2 separate regions of the Homo sapiens genome follow, and region 1 is linked to region 2. The links are chromatin loops, found by intact Hi-C in ENCODE. Cell type or tissue: heart right ventricle. All regions are shown on one strand. Links, peaks and the distances in the headings refer to the core of each region. The heading gives the core; the rest is flanking DNA.

Region 1 (8,311 bases), core at 67-8,066, 50 kb after region 2:
GTAGGGCCCCATTGCCAGCACAGAACCTGGCACACAGTCGGTGCTTGGACGGGCACACGGGTGGGCAGATGGTGGGCACAGACGCGGCAATGGCCACTTCCCAGGCACGTCCAGCGTGTGTGCGGCCGAGCTCGGAACGGGGAGGTACTGGGGCGGGTCTAAGTATCCCGGATGAAGCGAAGAGAGCCGCCCATGCTGAGCACACAAGCCCCGGAGTCTGCTCTGCTGTCCGCCAATTTGAGAAGCCGTGTAGACATATCAGTATTTAAGGGAAGGAAAGCCATCGGGGAGGGGGGGAGAGGCAGGTGGGGGAAGAGCAAATGCGAGGATGGTCCCGGGGTGCTCTCGGCACCAACTGCAGTGCCCTCGCCCAGCCGCCGGGCCCGCACGGCAGGGCCACGGCCGCCCGGCAGCCCCGGCTCCACGTCTTTTCTCCTGCGGGCTCGGCAGCCGAGAGTGGAGGGTGCAGAGGGCTCCTTGTGAGGACCTGTGGGACTCGCTGGCAGGGCACAGGCCCGGGGCAGCAGCGTTCTCAGAGGTAACTCACAGGCACCTGTGCCTCCAGCCCTCACCGTGACGACGGGGATACCACCACCTGTCCCTGGGTGGGAAACCCGGGCTCCCAGGCACGGGACCATGTCTGAAGCTCCGATCTCTGGGGCAGCCTACAGCCTAGGGAGGAGGCTGAGCTGGCAGGAAGTCAGGCAGGCCCCTAGGAGGCATCCTCACCGAGGACCTGTAGAACACCTACTCACACCCGGGGCAGGCCCATGAGAGGCGAGGAGCGGCAGGAGGCCCGTGAGGGAGGGGAGACCCAGAAGAAAAGGAGTAGCAGGTAGATGGAGCAGCGTGCGGAAGCACGGGTGGGAAGGTGGGATCCAGGAAGAGGGCGCTGGGGACAAGGAGAGGGCCCTGCTGAACGCTTCCTGACATGGCGGAGGGCCCATTCATTATTCATCCAATGGTCACAGAGCAAGACTCACCTCCCACACCTCCCAGGGGCAACTCTGCCGCTGCATCAGGCAGCGCACACAGCAGCCCGGCCGTCCCCCGTTCAGGTGGCACACAGCAGCCCAGCCATCCCCACCACAGGGACCTGAGGCCCAGGCACTTTGTGGAGCGCCCAGCCTACAAGACTTCAGCGCAGACAGATCAGGGCCCCACCAATGCAGTGACAGGGCAGGGAAGCCCTCCAAAGCCAGGCCTGGGGACAAGACACTGCTCTGGGCCTGGCCCAGGCACAGAGCACTCAGTACCTAAAACTTCGTTTTCTGTGTTTACTCCCTCATGCCTGTGTCACGGTGGCTGTGAAGCAGCAGCACAGTCCCTGACGGACTCTCTGGAGGACCCGGCCGCGCTCCAGGGTGGCCCAGGCGCACAGCGTGGCTGGGGAGGGCAGCGCCACAGGCAGACTTCTTGGGAAGGGCCGTGATCCCACGGCAAAAGCCTGGAGGACAGGATTCCCGGCGGCCAGGGCTGCCTTCCAGGGGCCCTGCGTGTGCTCCGGGCAGTCCTAGCACTGAGCCTATCCTGTGGAAATCATTCTCTCTGGCCAAACCCTGTGCCCGCACCAGGCTGCAGGAGGCAGGGCCACGTGTGCCTGGCCCCTCCATGCCCCTTCCCAAGGCCCACAGATGGCCATCTCCTCCCTGACAAGGCCCTGATGCCCAGCAAGACTGAGAGCCCTTCCTGGGCTGCCTCACAGGAGCCCCTTATATCACATACCTGAGAAGGGTCTAGTGTCTAGAACACATGAAGACTTACCACTAACCAACAAAACAACCCATTTACAAAGTGGGCAATGGATGGGGCAGACACTTCTCCAGAGAAGACAGATGCGTGGCTGATAAGCACAGGGTGAAGTTCAGGACCACTGGCCTCAGGGTAACGCAAACAAAGCCACGGGAGCCACTCCACACCCGCCAGGACGGCTCTAACGAAACGTGGAAAATTTCACACCCGCCAGGACGGCTCTAACGAAACGTGGAAAATGGCGGCACCACTGTCACTTCTCTCACGCCCAGGAGCGTTCATTTGTGTCCTCTTAGTTACGATTAGTCTGGCTAGAGGTTTATCAATTTTATCTCACAGAAACAGATTTTGGTCTCATTTACGGAACTCAACTGTATGTTTGACTGAGATGAAGCAACCTGTTGATCTCCGGTGGGGCCGACAGGGAGAGGGGAGCAGAAAGCCAGGCACGGGCTGGGAGCCCTCGGCGGCGGGAGCCGCCTCACCCTGGAAGACGGAGCTCGCACAGCAGCATGTGCGCTGCCCAGACCCAAACTGGAACAGGTGTGGGGACCCTGGGAGAGCAGCCTGAGCGCGAGCACAGACGTCCCGGCAGCGCTCCAGCCTCAGCGTGGACCAGCCCCAGCGTGGACCAGCCCCAGCGTGGACCAGCCTCAGCGTGGACCAGCCTCAGCATGGATCAGCCTCAGCACAGGTTGGCTTCAGCATGGATCAGCCCCAGCGTGGCCCGGCTTCGGCATGGCCCAGCCTCAGTGTAGGCCGGCTGGCCCCATGTTCCTCTGCCTACAAGGTCCCTCCCTCCTGGAGTACAGGCCTGGCCTACCAGATCCACTCATAGCCCCAACCTTCATGAAACATTCATGCTAATGGTCCTTGTGGCAAACTCACTAGCGCAGCATAACCTTTAAATAGAGACCTTGCATTCGGTTTAATTTGGGAAGATGCAGGGTGTGCTCCCAGGGGCCTTCCCTAATGCCACAAACTAATAACAAGAGGAGGAGCTGGGTAACTCCCCCCACCGCAATTCTAATTAACGAGGCTGCCGCTGAGTGCCAGAGTGAGGGCGTCCACATGCGCGTGCACCCGCCGCCTCATCGCCAACTCACGTGGCATCGCTGAGTCTCAGCTGCAACCTGTGCCCGGGAGGTGGTGAGGCTGAGGCCCAGAGCCTCACAGAACCCTGGCTGCAAGGTGAGGGCTCACATCCCAGGGCTCCCTGGGGCTGACTGGGGCAGAGGCTCCAGGTCTCCAAGAGATGAGAGGGTGCTGAGGTCACAGCTGGGCATCCTGGCCAGAGGCCACCTTTCCGCTCAACTCTGCACCCTCTGGCACCAGGAAGGCTTCTGGAGTGGCTGTGGCTTCCTAAGGAGGCCTCGGGGGGATCTTAGGTGGAGTCCACTCTCCAGCTTCCTTTCCAGCCTGGAGGAGACACAGGCGCTGTGGGCCATGGACAGCCCCCTTGGCTCACCCAGACATTTCCTCGTGAGCACAGATGTGCGCCTGAGCTGGGAAATGCTTTCTCCTCAGAAAAAAACAGCCCAGCCGGAGGGCATGTCCCGGCCGAATGTTCGCCTGATGCACCGCCCCTGGGATGAGGCCGCTGCAGAACCAGAGCAGCTGTGCTTGGAGGAACCGGGGCCTCACCACCAGGGCTGCAGCGTGCCCAGGGCCGCCACTGCTGGCCTCACGAGCACCGCTGGGTGCCTGAGCACCTGCCCCACCAGAGCGCCACTGCTGGCCTCACGAGCACCGCTGGGTGCCTGAGCACCTGCCCCACCAGAGCGCCACTGCTGGCCTCACGAGCACCGCTGGGTGCCTGAGCACCTGCCCCACCAGAGCGCCACTGCTGGCCTCACGAGCACCGCTGGGTGCCTGAGCACCTGCCCCACCAGAGCGCCACTGCTGGCCTCACGAGCACCGCTGGGTGCCTGAGCACCTGCCCCACCAGAGCGCCACTGCTGGCCTCACGAGCACCGCTGGGTGCCTGAGCACCTGCCCCACCAGAGCGCCACTGCTGGCCTCACGAGCACCGCTGGGTGCCTGAGCACCTGCCCCACCAGAGCGCCACTGCTGGCCTCACGAGCACCGCTGGGTGCCTGAGCACCTGCCCCACCAGAGCGCCACTGCTGGCCTCACGAGCACCGCTGGGTGCCTGAGCACCTGCCCCACCAGAGCGCCACTGCTGGCCTCACGAGCACCGCTGGGTGCCTGAGCACCTGCCCCACCAGAGCGCCACTGCTGGCCTCACGAGCACCGCTGGGTGCCTGAGCACCCGCCCCACCAGAGCGCCACTGCTGGCCTCACGAGCACCGCTGGGTGCCTGAGCACCCGCCCCACCAGAGCGCCACTGCTGGCCTCACGAGCGCCGCTGGGTGCCTGAGCACCCGCCCCACCAGAGCGCCACTGCTGGCCTCACGAGCGCCGCTGGGTGCCTGAGCACCCGCCCCACCAGAGCGCCACTGCTGGCCTCACGAGCGCCGCTGGGTGCCTGAGCACCTGCCCCACCAGAGCGCCACTGCTGGCCTCACGAGCGCCGCTGGGTGCCTGAGCACCTGCCCCACCAGAGCGCCACTGCTGGCCTCACGAGCGCCGCTGGGTGCCTGAGCACCTGCCCCACCAGAGCGCCACTGCTGGCCTCACGAGCGCCGCTGGGTGCCTGAGCACCTGCCCCACCAGAGCGCCACTGCTGGCCTCACGAGCGCCGCTGGGTGCCTGAGCACCTGCCCCACCAGAGCGCCACTGCTGGCCTCACGAGCGCCGCTGGGTGCCTGAGCACCTGCCCCACCAGAGCGCCACTGCTGGCCTCACGAGCGCCGCTGGGTGCCTGAGCACCTGCCCCACCAGAGCGCCACTGCTGGCCTCACGAGCGCCGCTGGGTGCCTGAGCACCTGCCCCACCAGAGCGCCACTGCTGGCCTCACGAGCGCCGCTGGGTGCCTGAGCACCTGCCCCACCAGAGCGCCACTGCTGGCCTCACGAGCGCCGCTGGGTGCCTGAGCACCTGCCCCACCAGAGCGCCACTGCTGGCCTCACGAGCGCCGCTGGGTGCCTGAGCACCTGCCCCACCAGAGCGCCACTGCTGGCCTCACGAGCACCGCTGGGTGCCTGAGCACCTGCCCCACCAGAGCGCCACTGCTGGCCTCATGAGCACCGCTGGGTGCCTGAGCACCTGCCCCACCAGAGCGCCACTGCTCTGACTTCCACGCTGGATACCCAGCCCCATTTACACTCACGGAGGAGCGTTGGGAAGCCAGATGGGTGGTGTCTCTCTATGTGGCTTCCAAGGGCTCCAGAACCTTCACTGGGATCAATGAGGCTGCCTCCTCAATAGGAGCAGTTGTTAACGCTGGGGAAGGGGAACAGGTGTCAGAAACCTTTTGAAGATGGCAACTGCTCTCTGGAGAAAAACGTGTGCAAGTAACGGAAATGTGTATGCAGCCTCAAGCGCTTTGTGGAGAACTGAGCACCTGCCCTGGGATGCTGGATAAAGAGCCCCTGCTTAGAAACAAGCCTGAATTTGAAAGTTCTCCCTACAGAAAGGGCCTCCCTCCCTCCTATCAGCTCCAATCCTACATCTGCCTTTTTAGGACATCTGAGGCCACCTCCTGTCCCTGTGAAGCCTCTCACTGTGGAAGTTAACTCTGCTGGGGGAGCTTGGGGAAGGCTGTCTGCCAGGGCTGCTGGCTGAATCACAGGCAAAAACAAGCCCCCAGGCGGCCCAGTCCAAGGGAAAGTCCCAGTGTCTCCAGGACAGGTGGATGTGAGGATGGCATGGGCTCTACGTCAGGGAGGCAGGCGGCAGGGGCAGGGGCAGGGGCAGGTGACACCATTGTGGGCCTGGGGCCAGAACGGGATCAGCTTATGGAAGATACACGTAGCTGAGAAAAAGCTTAAGCCAGAAAGGGCCACTGCAGAGACACGACAAGTTTAAATCACAGGAAAATGCTTCGTACTTAGGATGAGGGTACTATATTTCCCCTATACAGAATTACTCCCATAATTTTTCAAGATAAATGAACCGATTTCCTTTCTCGTGGTTATTATAGACTCGATCTAAGTTTCGTGGAGTGGAATGCACGGGGGACTTCACTGCTCTGAGTCTGAAGTGCCCACCTTCTCCTCATCCCCGCCCCCAACGCCCAAAAGATGCCCCCATGGGTCATATGGCAAGTGTGCAGACAGCAGTGACATGCAGGTGACTGAGATTCTAAACCACCCAGGAATAACCCTAGTAAGCAGTGGGCAGGACCCACAGTGCAGGGAGGGCACAGGGCTTCTGGGGGAGCCACAATGCAACCAGCTTGCCTTCCCATGTCAGTCCGCAGACCAAGGCAATGCAAGAGGACTGGCAGGAACCTTGGCAAGCTCCCTCTAAAGTTTACCGGAAAAAACATTGGAGAATATCTAAGATCATTCTGAAAGAGAAAATAACACAAAGGTCACGACGTATCAGACACACTCTGAGGCTCTGCTAGCTCACACACTGTGGCACTGGCCCAGATAGAAAACAAGCTTACGCCTTCCCTCTGCACTGAGATTTTCTTCTGTTTTTTGGAGGAGAAGCAGGGATCCAAATCCTCTACAACCAAGGCTCAGACATTATGCCTGAGAAATCTATTTTCTGGGCGAAGAAACCATCTTCTCAGCTACTTTTTCTAAAATGCAGATGATCCTTACAAGGTAACGACATTAAATCACCAGCATCTTCTCATAAGATCTTTGCAAACTGGTAAAAACTGAAAAGGCTGGGTCCTCACACTGGGAAAGGGGACAGAGGGAAGATGAAGCATCCTCCTCCCACCTGTCCCCACTCAGCACTCGGCAGATGCTTTAAACTCCCCAGCTGAATGCCTGGCCCTGGGCTAACGCTGGAGCCCCAGAAAGCCCTGGGTCCTGTCCTGGTGGATTTCACAGACAGCCTGATATGAGGAAGCCCCTGCAACTGCCCTGGCCACAGGGTCTGGGGTCAGCCTGCCTGGGTGTGAACCCTGGAGCACTCTCCACCACTGCCGGTGCCAACACGGGCAGGTCACTAATCCTGGCTGCCCCTGTTCCTCGTCTGAGTATCTGGGGCCACAACCAGCTTGTGGGTTTGCTGCCAGGATCACAGGGGGATAATCTGTGTAAACAACAAGTGTGTACTCATGACATGGTGAGCAACAGCACACACTGGCTTTGCACGTGCCACCGCCACACCCAGGGCAGCACAGGGACGATGGTGGCGGTGATGGTGAAGGTGCAGGCCCCGTGAAGGCAGGGAGGGAAGAGCGTGTCTGCGATGCAGGGGCAGCAGCACGGGTCCAGCTCAATTCCCAGGGGGCCTGAGGCTCCGCTGAACTGAAAAGACATCCTCAGAGGGGGAGCAGCACAGGGATTGCTTGGAAGGGCGTGAGAAGATGTGCTCAGAGGGTGGGGACATCACCGTAGGCAGGGCAGGCCCATCGGGCACTGAGGGACCAGGCAGAGACCCCCCAGTAGGAGGACTGGGCAGGGCAGTGAGCGCCCACCGGGTCTCACACAGCAGGAAGGAGGTGGGCCCATGCCATGGACTGTGTGCTCCCGCTCTCATGCTGAAATCCTAGGAGGGAGCCCGGGGAGGTGAGGAGGCCACCGGGCGGAGCCTCGGGGGGGGGATTAGCACCCTCATAAAAGGGACCCCAGAGCTCCCTCGCCCCTCCCACCGTGTGAGGACACAGTGAGAGGGCGCCATCTGGAACCAGGAAGCCTCAGCAAACACCAGACCGGCCAGTTCCTGATCCTGGACTTCCAGCCTGCAGAACCGTGAGCAACAAATGTCTGCAAGGGTTTTGTTTTATTTTATTTTTTTAAACAGAGACGAGGTCTCACTCTGTTGCCCAGGCCAGTCTCGAACTCCTGGGCTCAAGATTTCCACCCACCCCAGCTTCCCAAAGTGCTGGGATTACAGGCGTAAGCCACCACGCCCGGCCAACATCTGCTACTTTAAGCAGCCCAGTCTGCGGTGTTCCTGTTAGGGCAGCTGAATAGACAGATGCGCAGCCACAGGGTCTCTGTTCCCTCAGACAACAGCCTAGAAGAGGCACTCAACAAATGCTTGCTGAATTAGACAACTTCCCTCCAATGCAAGAGGCATTTAAAGCAAAGGTTGCTCCATGTGACACCTGCTGTGGCCAGCACGATTCCTTCCACTCTGTGGAGAAGCCTCGGGGGGCACCTCGGGGCACGCACTGAGGATGAGGCTGGACGCAGGGAAACCTGAGCTGGTGAACGGGCAGCGAGCCTGGAACCAGCCCCGGGGCTGCTGAGGAAGATCAGGCCCCTGTTCTCACCCAGAATCACTTCCCAGAACAGCCTGGATCTTCCCAGCACACGAACTCACTTAGCTTTGTGAGACTCCAGGGAGGCTCCCCGCTTCCTCTCTCCACCCTGAGGACCAGGCAGTGAAGCACCTGCCTGTGGCCACACAGCAAGAGAGGTGACAGGTGTGGCTGAGGGAAGGGACCAGTTGTGTGGGATGGAAGGGCGGGCGCAGGAGCCCCAGGCGGGGGGCCCAGGAGAGGCCGCCTCCAGGGCTGGAGAGG
Region 2 (8,311 bases), core at 75-8,074:
CCTGATGTTCCCACGAAACCCAGGGCCGGGATGTGTGTGGCATCCTTGAGGGAGGAGTGCGCCTGGAGGCCCAGCCTGCTGACCTGTGGTGGGTGACCGACCCCCAGCAACAAGCACCATGCAGCCCTGCAGCAGGGACAGCCCCCCACAGCAGGGGACAGCCGCCCACAGCAGGGAACAGCCGCCCACAGCAGGGGACAGCCGCCCCCAGCAGGGAGGTGCAGGGTCACTGCGCACCCGAGACCCCGACCTCACGCCACACACAAACATCAGCCGCCCACAGCAGGGAGGTGCAGGGTCACTGCGCACCCGAGACCCCGACCTCACGCCACACACAAACATCAGCCGCCCACAGCAGGGAGGTGCAGGGTCACTGCGCACCCGAGACCCCGACCTCACGCCACACACAAACATCAGCCGCCCACAGCAGGGAGGTGCAGGGTCACTGCGCACCCGAGACCCCGACCTCACGCCACACACAAACATCAGCCGCCCACAGCAGGGAGGTGCAGGGTCACTGCGCACCCGAGACCCCGACCTCACGCCACACACAAACATCAGCCGCCCACAGCAGGGAGGTGCAGGGTCACTGCGCACCCGAGACCCCGACCTCACGCCACACACAAACATCAGCCGCCCACGGCAGGGAGGTGCAGGGTCACTGCGCACCCGAGACCCCGACCTCACGCCACACACAAACATCAGCCGCCCACGGCAGGGAGGTGCAGGGTCACTGCGCACCCGAGACCCCGACCTCACGCCACACACAAACATCAGCCGCCCACGGCAGGGAGCTGCAGGGTTACTGCGCACCCGAGACCCCGACCTCACGCCACACACAAACAACAGCCGCCCACGGCAGGGAGGTGCAGGGTCACTGCACACCTGAGACCCCGACCTCACATCACACACAAACATCAATTCCACCACATTCTGTCTCCTGGGAGTAGACACAGGTTACTCAAACAGGGTTCAGGAAGTGCTGGCCGTAAAAGAAAAAAAAAAGAGTACAACTGACCTTATAGAAATTAAGAACTTCATCCACTGAAACAGTGGAAAGGCACCCACAGAGCAGGAGGTGCTGTTTGAAAATCACATTTCTGAGAAAGGGTTCAGATCCAGAACATACGAAGAAGTCAGAAATAACCAAGGGCATGTCAGAAATAACCAAGGGCATGTCAGAAATAACCAAGGGCATGTCAGACAACCCACTCTAAAAATCTGCAAAACATGTGAGCAGACACTTCCCAAAAAGACACCCAAAAAGCTGATAAACATATGAAAAGGTGCACACACATGGGCCAGGGCTGGGGCCAGAGGCGCGCACGCACACACACACACACACACACACGCACGCACACAGAGACCAGGACTGGGACCAGAGGCGCACACACACACACGGGCCAGGGCCGGGGCCAGAGGCACACACACACACACACACACACACACACACGGACACAGTCCAGGGCCGGGGCCAGAGGCGCGCACACACACACACACACACACACACATACAGGCCAGGACCGGGACCAGAGGCGCACACACACGGGCCAGGGCCGGGACCAGAGGCGCACACACACGCACACACACACACACACACACACATGGGCCAGGGCTGGGGCCAGAGGCACACACACACACACACGGGCCAGAGCCGGGACCAGAGGCGCGCACACACACACGGGCCAGGGCCAGAGGCGCGCACACACACACGGGCCAGGGCCGGGACCAGAGGCGCACACACACATACGGGCCAGGGCCAGGACCAGAGGCGCTCACACACACACACACACACACGGGCCAGGGCCAGAGGCACACACACACGGGCCAGGGCCGGGACCAGAGGCGCGCGCACACATGGGCCAGGGCCGGGGCCAGCGGTGCACGCACACACATACACACACACATACACACACACACAGGCCAGGGCTGGAGCCAGCGGCGCACACACACGCACACACACGGGCCAGGGCTCCCGCCAAGTGCTGAGATTCTGCAGCTTGTGGCTGTGAGCTGTGGGGCAGTGAGACTGGATGGGCACCCGGTCCCTCAGGCACAGACATGACCATGGTCATGACATGGGTCATGTCAGGCACAGACATGACCATGGTCATGACATGGGTCATGTCAGGCACAGACATGACCCAGCAAGCCAGGCCAGCACCACGCATAGCAATGGCCTCCTCCCCTTTGGCAATGAGTTCCTGCCACCCTTGGGGCTTCTGCCCACGCACTCTCCTATCTCCCAGAGGGGAACAGGGAAACACATCCTGTGTTCAGATCACCCCACGCTCTCAGGAGAGGCCGGTGTGGACACACCCCACGGGGTGAAGAGACCGGGCGCAGTAAGCCTCCAGCCTCCCAAGAGCTCAGGCTGCTGTGGGCCACTGCTCTCCAAGTCCCCGAAGGACGGCGAGGCCTGGCTTGGGCTGTACCCTGGGGACCTCACTTGGGCTGGAGCTCATCAGCCATGGGCAATCGTGGTCCCAGAGCCCAGAATGTGCCTCCAACAGGGAGAGAGGAGAGGATGGGGAAGAAGGGAAGAGACCTCACCCCTCCTGGTGCCACCCCGGACTCTAAGACATCCCCCTGACGTCACGTCACACAAGCTAACTGCTGGCCCTGCCACCCCCCTCATGGAAGAGGCCAGTGGAGATGGACATGCTGACCTGGACCAGGGACCTCCGGCCCCATGGCACGATGGCAGAGGCCGCCGCAGAGGGAAGCGGGGTTTGCAGACACGGCTCGCTTGGCCGCTCCCTCTGTGCTTCTCCTGGGAAGGAGGAGGGGAGGGGAAATCCACCCACTCAGGCCCAGGGGAGAGGGAGGCGGCAGCCCTGCCGCTGGGCCGGGGCAGGAGAGGATCCGCGCAGCTCTTCACAGGTTTTCTGAGAACCTTGTAAACCTCAGAGGATGAAGAGACATCTTGTAACTCTGGCTGAATCACAGACTCTTGGGGTTGAAAGGATTGCTACTTCATCCAGTTTTCACAGCCGGGGTTAAGATAACCCAGTATGCAGAATCCAGCCACCCACACGCACTCAGGAGACCCCTCTGACGGGCGGCACTGGCTTTCCGGGGCCTCTGTGGGCTGGACAGCATCTCAACCTCTTCACCATCCTACGGAGCCTCGAGGAGCCAGGGAGGATGTGGGCAGAGGGTGGGGCCGCCTCCTGCGGAGAGCAGCCAGTCACGGGGCTGTGCAGTCACCCTGCCCCCGTCCTAACCACGTAGCGCTGCAACTGCACCCAGAAAGCCGCAGGGCACACAAGGCCAGCATGGGCCCCGCTGACGGAGCTGCGGGCACGGAAACACGAATCTGAATTTCAGATAACCCGCGTGTGTCCCAAAATATTCTTCTTTTGATTTTCTTCAACCCTTCAAAAATGTACAACGGTTCTTAGTTGAGGGGCTGCACAGAAGGCGGGGCTGTAGTCAGCTGACCCCTGGCAAGAACCAGGCCGCACAGCGTGTACTCAGCCCTCCTCTGACCCAGAGCAGTGAGACCCTCCTCCCCCAGGCCTCACCCTCCTCTTCCTCCCCCCGCAGGCCTCACCCTCCTCTTCCTCTCCCAGGCCTCAGCCTCCTCTTCCTCCCCAGGCTTCAACACCGCGGACCTCCTGAAGGGACCTCCAGGTGGGAGGAGGTAGTGACCATCCTAGAGGCTGCCCAGCAAGGCCTCGCCTGGCCCCAGCATCCTCCTACTTAGCAGATAGGGGGACTTGCAGGAGGGGTCGGGGGTCAGCGGTGGTGCGCCCAGCGCTGGCGTTGGACCCAGCAGTGCCTGAGGACGTCAAGTTCCCCGGGGTGGATGTCCTGGCAACGTTCAACGTTCCACGGGCAGGAACGAGAGCCAGAGGCACAGCCCCAGCCCCCAGCCCCCAGCCAGGGTGCCCCACGACCGGCCCATCATCCTGGGATGAGGTTTCCCCCCTGATGGGGGGCTTGAGGTCCAGGAAACAATTCTGTATATTAGAGGATTTAAGGACCAAAAGCCCAAGCCAGTAGAGATGAAGGAAACCAAATCAAAACAGAGAAAAGATAAAACTGAGAAGTTCTTCTTAAACACCAATCCTGTCACCCTCTGGCCCCCAACAGTGCAGCGCCCTGCACTGCTGGCCCCGCTGGGGGCGAAGGCTTGGTGTGTGCAAAGCCACCGTGTCCGGGCTGGGACCAGCCCCCAGGCTTGTCCTCCTCAGCCGCTACGCATGCACCACCAGGTCCTGCTCTCCCGGAGCCACAGTGTGAGGCCAAGGTCGGCGCAGGTTCCCGTGGCCCGGCTTCCACCTGCAGCAGGAGGCCCTGGGTCACGGAGAGCATTCACTGGGCACCTGCGGCTGGGGCTGGAGCGACCTGCGATGGCACCGCTGACCAGGGCTGAGAACAAGCCTGGGCTCCATAACTGGTGGCGTGGAGAACCCACCTCCCAGGAGGGCGAGGGAAGTGGGAGGACAGGCGCTAGGGCTCTGTGCAGATGGCAACATTCCAGGCACCTAGTCGTCTTTCTGTAAGTTCAGGGGACTTTCCCTGCCTAACGCCTGGAGAAGGCAGAGCCCCTAGAGGCAGCACGGGAGGGGCAGACTGGGCACCACCCACCCGCTCACGTCCCCACCGTGATTCTGGGCCAGGCTCTTGACCTCCACGCGTTCGTTCCTGCCATCCTTCCTTTCTTCCCTTAGTCCATCCACCCGCACACCTGTCTGTCCATCTGACATGATTTCCAGGCCCTGGATGCCCTCAGCACAGCTGTGAATACAGGGGTGGAGCTGCCACTCATGGTGGGAGCAGCTGGCATCCCACAGAGGAGCCTCCTGGGCCAACACTCAGCAAGTGGAGGGGACATTCCCGGCCCCTCCAGAAGGAGGCCACGCCTGAGCCCCTGGGGGCCCAGGACCTCTGCTCCAGGTGAGACAGGACCGTGCCCCAAGGTGGCTGGGGGCGACAGCCAAACTTCCAGCCTGCTGCTGTGACCACAGCCTGGGCAGCGCAGAGTCAGGCACACCATTCCATGCCTCGGAGCCCGCGCGCCACACATTTCAGCAGGTGCTGGAAGTGCAGGGGTAATGGGAGCCCTGTGCTGAGGCCCGTCTCCAGGGCAGCCGAGTGTCGGGATGGGAGGACGGCCCTATGTCCTATACAAACAGCACCACTCCTGCACCCACCCCACCAAGAGGAGCCATTTCAAACACACAGGCAGCAAAACAGCATGGGAGGAAACTAGGCGGGATCTAGGTGATTAGGAAACATCCCATGTCTCGGATCAGAAGACCCGGCGCTGTCGGGACCAGAGACTCCCAGGGCTGATCTGCACATTCTGTACAATCCCAGGACTCAGCCGGCCTCCCTGAAGAACTGATAAGCTGATTCTGAAACTCACACGGAACTGCAGGGGCTCAGAAGAGCCACCACAGGCTTGCAAAGGGGGAACACGGGAGGAAGACTCAGTCTCCTGATTTCAAAACTTACTACAAAGCCACTGCAATCAGGATGGTGTGGTGTGGGCATGAGGACCGACGTACAGACCAACAACACAGTGGAGAGTCCAGGAACCAACCACACGTTCATGTTAAGTGATTCTGAGAAAGGTGTTAAGACCTTTCGATAGGGAAAAATAGTCTTTTCAACAAATGCTGCTGGGACAATGGGCTGGCGCATGCCAAAGAATGAAGCTGGGCCCCACCTCCCACCATAAACAAAAACTAAGTAACAATGGATCCAAGACCCACGCAAAGCCCAACCGTAAAACCTGTGGAAGAAAACAGAGGAGGAAACCCTCCTAACCTTGGATTTAACAAAGAATTCTTAGCCCAAAGCACAAAGAACAAAAGAAAATAACAGGTAATCAGACTTCATCCAAACTAAGAACTCTTGTGCTTCAAAGGACGCCAGTGACAGGCAAAAACAAGCCACAGAATGGGAGAAAATGTCTGCAAATCTATACCCGAAGAACTTACACCTCAACACATGAAGCACTGTCAGCAAACGACCCAGTGTCACAATAGGCAAGGCGTCTGCAGACAGACTCCTATGAGGACCCAGTGTCACAATGGGCAAGGCATCTGAAGACAGACTTCTATGAGTTCAATAGACACATGAAAAGCTGCTCGGCATCATCCGGCATCCAGAGACAGAAAGTGAAATCACAGCCAGGTATCACTTTGCGCCCCCAGGACGGCTGGGAAGTCACGCAACAACACGTTGGTGAGGATGGGGATAAACTGGAACCCTGGTGTGCGGCAGCCCTGGAGAACAGTCTGGCAGTTCCTCCAATGGTGAAACGGTTACCATGTGATCCAGCAGGCCCAGTCCCAGGCAGACCCCCGAGAGAACTGCACACACATCTACACAGACTCGTCCGTGAATGTTCAGGGCAGCTGTGTTCATAACAGCCCCAAAGCGGAAACCATCCAGATGTCCATCAGGCGATGACTGGATATGTAAGATGTGGCCGTGCAGACAGTGGGGTGTTTCAGCCACAAGAAGGAACACAAGGTCCACCAGTTGATGACTGGATATATAAGATGCGGCCGTGCACAGTGGGGTGTTTCAGCCACAAGAAGGAATACACCACCGACACCTATGACCACATGGGTGAACCTTGAACAAGGGAAGTGAGAAAAGCCAATCACAAAGGCCACAGGACTCCCTTCCCAGGAAATGCTGGTAATGGGCCACGGGACTCCCTCCCAGGAAATGCTCAGAACAGGCCACGGGACTCCCTTTCCAGGAAATGCTCACAACAGACAGACCCACAGAGGCACGCAGTAGCCGACTGGTGGCTGAGGGTTTGAGGGCACGGGAGACAGCAGGGTGATGGATAACTAGAGGGTTCGGGCTTCCTTGAGAGGGGATCAAAACGTTCTGCGAAGGGTGACGGTGGTTGCACTAGCCGTGGACATAAAAGTCGCTGAACTGCCCCCTTCAAAGGGACGAGGTACGTGGAATGTGCGTCGCATTTCAATAGAGCTGTTAGAAATGGCGGGCCGGGTGGGGAGTGAGAAACAGCAGGAAGCGTGGATGCAGCTGCCAGAGCCTGCGGGGCTGAAACCAGCCTCTTCCTTTGCATGTACCACGATTTCAACTTCAAGAGCAGCTCTCCACGGGGAGGACAAGGGCTGAGAGGGGCTGCCTGGAGGGAGCTCCAGGGTGAAGGAGAAACTCTGGGGCTCCGTAAGGAAATGTCCTTACTTGTATCCTGCTTGGGCTGGGAAATGTGAGGCTGAAGGGGATCCCTGCCCCCAAGACCCTCCTCCTCCACAGCCGGAAGAGCCTCTAGGGCACAGTGGCCTGACCATCACCCCCCACCCCGTCGGCCCTCTCCCACTCCTGCCAGCTGGGCCCAGACACCAAGTGCAGTGACCACAGTCTGCAGGACCAGGTGACGTCAGGGTGTGCCCACAGGGCCCTGCCTTGGTGGCTTCTTGGAGCCTGCAGGCCACCTCTGCAGCTGATGGGGACAAAGACCCCTGTGAGTCAGCAGCTGACAGGCAGGGGACCGGCTGGCCTGGCTTCTGTGGCTTGGCAGCCCCTGCAAGTGCACAGTGCAGTGGCCACCAAGGGAGCCGGAAGCAGAGGGAGACGGGTACGGGCAGCCCCTCACCTGGGCCGTCGGCCACTGGGAGAGACAGTGGACACCGAGACCCTCCCGCTAGATGGGGGCTGCGAAGGGCCAGGCCTCCGTCTCTCTCTGCAGAGCAGGGAAGCAGCACGGTGCCTCGGCGCCCGCTCAGCAGGGGCCCAGCAGAGGCCGGCTGCCAAGGGTGACTGCTGTTGCCAGCGGGACACCCCGATCAGCCTAAACACTCATCTCAGTAGGCGTCCTCCACGCCAGAAGTCCAGCTCCGCGGTGACAGGGACTCCTGTCCACCACCACAGCCCCAGCACCGAGGACTATCCCGGCACAGGCTCCATGTGGAAGATGTGTTTGCTGAATGAATGCATGATGATGATGAACACTTACTACACTCGGATGTGCTCCTGGGGCTTAAACCAGGTGGCTAGAGTGGTTAGAGTAACGCAGGAAGTAAGAGCAAGTAGGTCCCACGAAAGGGCTTGGAACCCTTCTCCAAGTCGTGGAGAGTCCCACTCTCACTTCCTGGGTCACAGCCGCAACCCAGGAGAAGCAGAGGGTGTGGGAGAGGTGCTGCTGCTGCTGGGCCCACCCTGGAGATGAAGGGAAGGAGGGTGAGGGCAGCGGCCATCTGCAGACGCCATGGGGTGCCGGGCCCGGCCAGTGCTCTGTGAGCCCTCTTTCATGTATTCTGCTGCTTTCTGGAGGAGAACGGTCATGCAGCACTCACGCGACCCCTCA

What was found. Peaks named below come from ENCODE experiments on the same cell type or tissue, not always from the same donor. Only the 100,000 strongest peaks of a DNase experiment are listed, where the experiment ranks them.
Region 1: a loop joins it to region 2, with 3 times the contacts of the local background. A loop is called at or near these places in 7 of 110 quality-filtered maps.

What each region holds. Positions count from the first base shown.
Region 1 is chr7:1,987,281-1,995,591 of GRCh38, forward strand. The region is part of intron 14 of MAD1L1 (mitotic arrest deficient 1 like 1); the gene reads right to left. Among named protein-coding and RNA genes, the nearest start is that of SNORA114, 98 kb to the right of the region's middle. In heart right ventricle, for the core only: no CTCF peak of the experiment used is centred there; a DNase peak (open chromatin) is centred at 3,249.
Region 2 is chr7:1,937,419-1,945,729 of GRCh38, forward strand. The region is part of intron 16 of MAD1L1 (mitotic arrest deficient 1 like 1); the gene reads right to left. Among named protein-coding and RNA genes, the nearest start is that of MIR4655, 97 kb to the left of the region's middle. RefSeq lists enhancers at 2,501-2,550, 2,547-3,132, 2,971-3,060, 3,181-3,230, 3,251-3,350. In heart right ventricle, for the core only: no CTCF peak of the experiment used is centred there; a DNase peak (open chromatin) is centred at 3,193; H3K27ac peaks cover 1,077 bases.